3 separate regions of the Homo sapiens genome follow, and all the other regions are linked to region 1. Evidence: chromatin contacts called from ENCODE Hi-C data. All regions are on one chromosome and are shown on one strand. The core of a region is the stretch at or near the end of the contact, and the rest is flanking DNA. Distances in the headings are between cores, read along the strand shown. Region 1 holds the start of RNF150 (ring finger protein 150). Region 2 overlaps TBC1D9 (TBC1 domain family member 9). Region 3 overlaps TBC1D9 (TBC1 domain family member 9).

Evidence for each region. A loop is a pair of places that touch in the nucleus more often than their neighbours do. Pooled maps may share reads with other maps.
Region 2: a map of breast epithelium shows a loop between it and region 1 (7-fold over the local background). The contact joins the enhancer-like site here to the promoter of RNF150 in region 1. A Hi-C loop is called at or near these places in 2 of 168 maps with a recorded cell type or tissue (breast epithelium and cardiac septum), 2 of 37 single-sample maps with no recorded cell type and 7 of 50 pooled maps.
Region 3: a loop to region 1 is called in a map of prostate gland, with 3 times the contacts of the local background. The contact joins the enhancer-like site here to the promoter of RNF150 in region 1. A Hi-C loop is called at or near these places in 2 of 168 maps with a recorded cell type or tissue (cardiac septum and prostate gland) and 3 of 50 pooled maps.

The regions. Positions count from the first base shown.
Region 1 is chr4:141,132,086-141,134,853 of GRCh38, forward strand. RNF150 (ring finger protein 150) reads right to left here and starts at 1,384. Exons shown (of 7, transcript NM_020724.2): 1 at 240-1,384. The coding sequence starts at 723. RefSeq lists a silencer at 1,203-1,322.
Region 2 is chr4:140,634,431-140,637,198 of GRCh38, forward strand. The region is part of intron 15 of TBC1D9 (TBC1 domain family member 9); the gene reads right to left. Among named protein-coding and RNA genes, the nearest start is that of UCP1, 67 kb to the left of the region's middle. Within about 2 kb of position 1,426, at least 6 of the 41 ENCODE cell types and tissues checked have a DNase peak (open chromatin) inside an H3K27ac peak, as active enhancers do.
Region 3 is chr4:140,652,583-140,655,350 of GRCh38, forward strand. The region is part of intron 13 of TBC1D9 (TBC1 domain family member 9); the gene reads right to left. Among named protein-coding and RNA genes, the nearest start is that of TBC1D9-AS1, 58 kb to the right of the region's middle. Within about 2 kb of position 1,338, at least 4 of the 41 ENCODE cell types and tissues checked have a DNase peak (open chromatin) inside an H3K27ac peak, as active enhancers do.

The DNA of each region.
Region 1 (2,768 bases), core at 134-2,633:
GTCCAAGCGGCGCTATGCCAAGCTCTCCGGCAGCCTCTCCCCTACCCAATACAGTTAATCTTCTCCTCTTTGTAAACCCCCCAAGTGACGCGGAGCAAAACTTAATCGGTCCAGGGAACCCAGACACGTCTTCCGCGCCGCACGGACTTCCCAGAAGGAGCCTGGAGGCAGGCGCTGGATCCCTCTAGGCACCTCCGTCCCCGCCGGCTCCCCTCCCCCGCGCCCGCTGGGCCACTCACCCGCGTGGGGCATGGTGATGGTCTCGTTGGTGTTGGAGCCCACGTTGAAGATGACCACGGCTGAGGCGTTCTGCAGGAACGCGTTCCGGATCTTATCCCTGTACGTGCAGTTGCCCTTGGGGATGAGGGCTATCCAGTTCTTGCCGCGGGTCGGGGCGGCGAACTTGGTGTTGGGGTCGCAGGCCAGGCGGTCGTGGGCCGAGCTGGCCATGACCACCTCCCCGCGGGCGTCCTGCTTGGGCGAGTGCTCTCCGTAGCGCCCGCACTCCGTCTTCTCCGTGTGCAGCTCCGCGCCGCCGCCGCCCGCCGCCCCGGCCCCGGGGTCCGGCGCGGGCTCGGCGTAGGTGATGTTCACGAAGGCGGTGTACCATTCCTCCTTCTCGGCCACGGTAAAGTCCAGGCAGAGCAGATGCACGAAACAAAAGGAAAGCAGCCATGTTGAGAGAGCCAGACTGCAGCACGCTTGGATGAGAGACATTGCCATCTTTATCCGCCGGGGCCCCCTCCCCGCCCCCGCGCCCTCCCTCCGTCCCGTCCCTCCTCCCCAGCCCCGGCCAACCCCGGGCCGCTGCCTCTCCTCCTGCTGCTGCTCACTCCCGGGCCGGAGGGGCCGCGGCCGGGACGCGCAGCCGCCGCGGGGACCGGATTCCGGGCGAGCGGATGGCGCTGGCCCCTTCCCCTCTCAGCTGTAGCGCGGTGGTTGCATTTTGCTTCTTGGGCGCCCGGGGGGCGCGGGAACAGAGGGCCCGCGGGGCTTGCGGAGGAGTCCTGCTGCCGAGCGTCCTGCTCCTTCGCCCGGCTTCGCCTTCTCTCATAAGGGTGGCCGGGGGCCCACGAACTTGCAGGGTGGCGGCCCTGCGCCCTCCAGCCCCGGCGGGGACGGGCACGATTGCTCGTAGTCTGGGGTGCTGCGGTGCGGGGTGCTGCCCAGGGTGTCCCGGCCGCCGCCACTGAGCGCTGGGGCGCGCGAATCCAGCTGCAGCCGCTGCTGCCCTGCGCCGGTTCCCTCAGGCTGCGGGCGCTGCGCTCCTGATCTCGCCGGTGGCTGCGCCTGGGCACGCACTTGCCGCGGGCGGGGCGGGCTTGGGGACAGTGGGAGCGAGCAGGCAGAGCGGAGTAAGCGGTCCGTGTGTGTGTGTCTGTATGTTTGTGTGTGTGTGTGTGTGTGTGTATAATGTGTGCGTGCAAGGAGGAGCTTAGTGTGATGTCAAAGCCCCTGGGATTCTCTTGCCATGTTCCCTTGGTCTCTCTTTATGGGCAGCAGCGACCCCTGTCGGGTCTCAAATTCAACCTCAATCGGCGACTTAATCTAGGTGGAGGTAAAGAGGAAGCGACCCCTCGACCTTTGAGTACGGGAATAACTTCCTGAGCGTTACATTTAGCAAATGTATGTGCCTCTCGTAAACGACCCTCCCGTTTGCTGGAAGTACTGCCGTGAGCTCCCTGATTACCTGTCCTAAGGCCAAAGTGTAAGGTGGTTTGGTATTGAGGTCCTTCCAAAGCTACCTCTGGAATACCTAGGGCAGTGGCTATCAAATCTTTAGTTTTAAAACTCAGACCGATGGGTCCTGCCACAAAGTTTCTGGTTCAGTAGATCTGTGGTAGGGCCCCAAAAATATGCATTTCTAACAAGTTCCCAGGTGGTGCTGATGCTGCTGGTCTAACAACCATTCTGTTAAGATGGGTATAACAATGGGCTTCCTACTGCCCACCTGGAAGCAAACATCTAACATTCGTTTTCTTATAGAATAGGTGTTTTGTCACTCTGTAAGAAGAGAAACCGGGTGAGACATTTCTGGACTGTGTTTATTCTGATTGTCATGGCTGGGAACAGGGGACTCGCAGCACCAACAGGCAAGGGAGGTTTGTTTGGGTTATTGTTTATAGTGCGCTCTCCAACTGTGCATAGAGATTACAGTAGTCAGCAGACAGTACAGTCCCCCTAGTGTAGTGTTCTTAAAACTGTAGTACAGCAGAGTGCCTTACCAATTAGACGTTTTGGTGGTGGATATCCTTTCCCTTGGCTTGAGATGCCTGCCATATAGTCTCTAAAAATATTTGTTTGATGGTTCTCTATCATTTACATTGTGTTTCCCACCTGATGCTCTTTCAGAGAACCCAGGACCCATTCATGATTTAAATTTAAAAAATGAAAGGCTGCCTTTTCCCCAGGACTTTAGCATGTTTACAGCTCTTCGTTAATGAACGTCCACCAGTACAACTTCTCTTTTTCCGGCAGCAGTACAAACAGCTGATGGCTGTTAAGGGAGGGCAAAGAGCCTCAGCTGTACCCAAATTAGAAGCAGGCACAAGAAGAACTACTTAGAAGAATTTGTCTCTATGGCATTTGATGTGCTGAATTTGTATGTGTTCCTAGCTTATTCATTTTAGAAAATAGGCTTCTAGGCAATTGGGACAGTGCTTTTTATAGCGCTTACTGCCAAGGAGGCAAAAGTGGAGACACCTGGCTGCTGGTTCCTGAACCACCAGAGATCTGAGGGAGGAGTCCACTGCTAGAAACCCCCGGCT
Region 2 (2,768 bases), core at 176-2,675, 500 kb before region 1:
GGTGTAGGTGAAGAAAGAAAGGGAACTCTCCCCCACCACATTCTCTTCCCCCTTACCTACACACTCACATACATTTTAGAACTAACTCCCATAAAGAGAAAGAAATTTTTTAGCTTAAATAGAATGCTACTTGAAAAAGATAGGAATTTAGGTAATGTGACCGCCTTGTTTTCTAGGTGACAATGGTAAAATCCAGACTTTATGTGGCTCATATGAGGTTAACCAACCAGTTAAAGCAGAATCATGATGAGATTTTGTGTTTCTTAACTCCCGCTTTAATGTCCCATGTATCATACATAACCCCCTGCTTCCCTGCTCACCAAAATCACATAAATAAGATCACAGTCACACAGTATTCAACCTACAAGTGTGTGGTCATCCAATTTCACACATCTGTGAATAGCTCTAGAAAAATTATCAGCGTAGGAACCACTCCGGCGAGCAGAATAGAGATCCAGACCCAGCAAAGGGCTTCCTGTTGCTGGCCTTGGAAAAAAGGCAGCCTCTTTATTCATGAGGTCATGGTGACTCTGGTAGAAATATCCACTCCTTTTAGGAAGACCACACAAAAAAGCATGCGCTAGAAAGTTCTGAAAGAACACCCTCAACCCCACACAGGCATTTATAGTTAACTCTGGGTGGCAGGTGGGGGAGAAAGGAGGAGCATAAAAAGGAGGACTTCGTTTTTACTTTTTCCATATTGTATTGTCTGAATATTTCACTATAAGCACGAATAAATATGGTAATAGAAAAAAAAAACACCTTTGGCCAGGTGCAGTGGCTCATTCCTATATTCCCAGCACTTTGGGAGGCCAGGCGAGAGGATCGCCTGAGCCCAGGAATTAGAGAACAGCCTGGGCAACATACTGAGACCCTGTCTCTATGAAAAAAAAGTTTAAAAAGTAGCTGGGCATGGTGGCACATGCCTGTAGTCCCAGCTACTTGGGAGGCTGAGGTGGGAGGATAGTTTGAGCCCAGGAGGTCAAGTCTGCAGTGACCCGGGATGGTGCCACTGCACTGTAGCCTGGGTGACAGAGTGAGACCCTGTCTTAAAAAAATAAAACTAAAAAAGAAGAAAGAAAAATTACTTTTGAAAATCCTTCTCTTTTCCCTAGGGTTTCTGAAAAAGAGGAGAGTCAATTGTGAGTATGTTATATTTCTATTTTGCTCTCCCTTAGAAAAGGAGCAAAGAAGATCAATGTCTTTTCACAATTGTTTATTGGGAATTGTAGTGAAAAAGCTAAAAAGAGGAGTGGGAGTAGGGAAGAGAGGAGGAAGGAGAGGTGGTGAGCAGAACCAGTCAGGTTTTTTGCAAGGCGACCTTGAGAGAATAAAGGAAACTGTGTCAAAGTTCCGTGGGCTTTGGGACTGCATTCCTGGGACTGCATTCCTGGCTGCAGGGTGGAGGCGGGTGTGTCAGTGGCAGGGAGGCAGAAGCTGAGGTCAGAGTGGCCTGCTGGGTTGAGCTGTACTCTGAACGAGCATGAGTGGAGCCCAGCAGCCCTCTGTGGGCAGCATGGTGTTGGGGATATATTCCGGGAGGGAACCCCTTAACCTGAGCTACATCGGTTGACAAAGGTTACCCAAAGCATTTCCTCCTAAGCACCCCAAGTTGCTCTGAACCTGGCCTGAACATGGGTGCAGGCACTTTCATGGTGCTCACAACCATTAGGATAAAACATGCCCTTCAGATCATCTCCCTTGTTCCTTGCTGAGAGCCCACAGACCATCATTTGGGGACTATGGGCCCAGAGATTGAAACAGAAGGGCTAATTTGGAAAGAGTTCAAGAGAAACCAGGGCAAAGGGCCCCTGAACCACATTTTCCATGAAATCTGCCTTAAGGTGCATTCTTTAACCTTTTCTCCTCAAGTTCTATCCAAAAGTCTGTGCAGTAAGCTCCTTGGGAGGAGGACTACATCATTCCTTTGTATCTCCAGAAAAATACCCAGAAATCGACTTCCTTAAAAAAAAAATTTAAGAGACAGGGTCTCACTCTGTTGCCCAGGCTGGAGTGCAGTGGTGTGATCCTGGCTCACTGCAGTCTCGACCTCCTGGGCTCAAACGATCCTCCTACGTCAGCCTCTGGGCTACAAATATATGCTACCATGCCTGGCTAATGTAAAAAATATATATTTTTTAGTGATGGGTCTTGCTATGTTGCCCAGGCTGGTCTAGAACTCCTGGGCTCCAGCACTCCACCCTCCCACCTCAGCTTCCCAAGTACCTGGGATTACAGATGTGAGCTACTGCACCTGTCTCTAGAAATTGGCTTTTTAAAGTACTAAGAAGTCTGGCAGGGTAACTAACACATAGTGATGACTTAATAAATGTTTGAGAAGATGAATGAGAGCCAATTGAAGTGTTGCAATGATTCCATGAAGTGTCCATAACTGAAGTTTTATATTGGATTCTTTAGTAGAAGAGACTCTGTCCCACCTGACACCAACCGAGTCTCAGGTTCTTCTGGGTCCTCAATACAGCTGAGGAACCTGTGTTTTCAACACACCCTTAGGGCAGGGTTTTGAGTATAAGAAAACTGCTTTCCTCAGCATATTCTCAGGGTTCAAATGACACGGCTGTTATCTGAAGGTACACAGACCAGAGAGCGCAGCAGTGCCCAGGTTAAGATGTGGTTTCAGCTGGGCGTAGTGGCTCATGCCTGTAATCCCAGCACTTTGGGAGGCCAAGGCAGGCAGATCACAAGGTCAGGAGTTCGAGACCAGCATGGCCAATATGGTGAAACCCCACCTCTACTAAAAATACAAA
Region 3 (2,768 bases), core at 88-2,587, 480 kb before region 1:
AATGCAAGGGAGCTCTTCCTTGGATACTGGCTGCCACTTTCTAGCTGTGCAGCTTGGAACAACTAGCTCAACCTCTCTTAACTTACATTTTCACCTTAAAATGCATTAACATTTACATGGCAGAGCTGTCTACAAGGCACCCAGCACCTTGCCCCACACATGGCAGGCTCTCGATGAGTAATAGCTATTATAGTAATCATTAATAAGCCAGAGACACATTACTCTAAGCTTTCATAAATGCCTATCCATCTTCACAGATTGTGCCTTCTGTTTTATTAGCCACATCCTTTCCCTGCTTAACACTTTTCAGACTAAACACACTGGGCTGGGTCATCTCGAACATGAAGCAGCTCTGTGATAGCTGTGTACCCACTTTAAGGCCTATTAACATCCTCTTGTGCCTTCCAGGAGGGGCATCTCAGTCTATGAATCAAACTTTAAGATTGGGACTTTGTCTTCTACTTCTATATTACTCTGCTCAAAGTGCAGGGCTTCACACAAGGGTCTACACAGAAGAAAACTGGAGTCTCACACCACTTACACAATTCCTTTCAACAGAGGCTTAGGGGAACTTATAATGAGTGAGATTTTCCCCAGGAGGTATTTATGAAGCGAAGTTATCAATATCAGACTAATTTCTAGCAACCTAGGGAGCCCTTAACTAAATTTCAAAAGATGAATGTGCTTTCAGTATTTCTTTCCTATGTTTCAATTGTCACGGCTAATTATCCTGAAGAACAGAAAGAAATGCATTGTGTATCTTAGAACACTCAGGTGTCATGCCTGAGCCCAAACCAGATTCTTACCCACATCAGTGATTAGCCCCATTCTGCATCCAGCGCAGTGAATCTCAACCCTCACCGGACATTTGGAATCGCCAGGGAAACTTCTTAAAATATATGTACTCTTGGGCTTCATGCCTACATTCAGATTTAATTGGTCTGGGATGGAGCCTAGGAGTTTATGTTTTTAAAAGCTTAGCTTAAAAAAAAAATTAAGTGATGTAATGCACAGACAGGATTGAAAACCACCAATTTAATGGTTAGGAGGGAAAAAAACAATCAGCAAGAGTTCGTGGTGTTCTCTTTAAGTTGATCTACAAGGCATTAGAGAGCCACTGGAAACATAAGCAGAGTAGTGACACTTAAGCAGAGAAGAGAAAACAAAAACCTAGTTATCACGCACTGAAAGACCTGGTAATATAGGCACTGATATAAATTAAAAGGATTGTCTTTCCAGGCAGAGGAAGGGAACTGCGGCTTTGTCCTGTGATAGGATGTCTGGCAGCCTGAGGGCCACCATTAGGGATCAGCCCAAGAAGACGTAAATGGAAATCAGCTGTTGGCCTTGTCTCAATTTCTTTGCTTTCGCTTTAAAAATGGGCAAAATGCTGACTTCAGCATGAAGCTAGCTTATCTGCTGTTGAGAAAAAAGCTGAGTTGCCACATACTAAGCTTTAATACTGTTAGGAATAACGCTCAAAACCCTAAGGAAATTGAACACTTGAACAAAAGATTCTTAGCAAAGCAATTTTACTTCTGCACAGAGGGGTGCCTCCTTGGCCAGTTGCCATGAGAGCACACCTGAACAAAGGGCATGAGAGCCTTTATTCCTGACACCAAGTCCTGCCCCTGTACCCTTTCCCCATTGTCTGGGGTCGGGTTGTACAATCTAATCCCGGTTGGCTAAACATTTGATTTTTTTAGATAGGGTGGGTAAGTAAAAGAAAGTAGAGAGAAAGGGGAAGGGGGTGTCTGTAATGAGCTAGAAAGTTAGTCCTCTTTCCAAATAAGGAAAGGAATGTGAGCTGGTACTGATAATGCTTGGTACTGAGGCATGCCTAGGCATCTAACAAAAGAAAAAAGAAAAAAGGAGAAAAAGAAGAAAGGGGTGGGGGGGGGTACTACGAATTAAAGAATAAAAGATTGATCAGATTATTTGAAGAGAAACCCCATTATATCCCACAAAACCTTGGTCCAGAATTCTTTTAACAATAAAGGTCTGAGGATTCCTTTAGAAAAGCAACCCACAGATAGAAAAGCTCTTGCTTACATCATACAGTACTATTCCAAAGTCCTGGGGCGATGACTTTTTTAAATGCATATGGAAATAGTTTTGGAGACAGTAAGGTGAAACATTCATTCTTTATCTCCAATAGTGGAAACATAAATTGAGACATCCTTCATGGAAATTAGACAGTGTGTGCCAATAGCTTGATCATTCTTTTTTTTTTAATCTAATTTTTTTAATCCAAACTTTTAATGTAAATTCATTTCTAGGATTCTAAGACAATAATCAGAGATGTGATATTTGGGTACAAGTTTATCTTAGAATGCTATATAATACTGAAAATTTGGAAGAAATCGAAGTAAATGTCTAACAAAAGGGAACTAGGTAAATAAATTTTGTTACCTCATTAAAGCAGAATACAATTTAGTAAAATCATGCCTTCATATAATATTTAATATATTAGGGAATGCTCATGGTATACATAGAAAATGACAGAGCAAGTATTTAGAAGGACTTTTTTTTAAAGTGTATGTTGTAAGTATAAAAACATACTTAAGGGAAATGTAAAACGCTTATAGGATACAGTTTATTTTTTTCTTCCTATTTCCCTACAATTTCTAAAATGAACATGTATTGCTTTTATGATTCTAAAACAAAGTATTTTGCTTTCAATATATATGGAGTTTCAATGAAGATTTTAAAAAATAATTACCAGTCTTTCTCTTATTATGAGTTAAGGACACACATTTCTGAAAAGA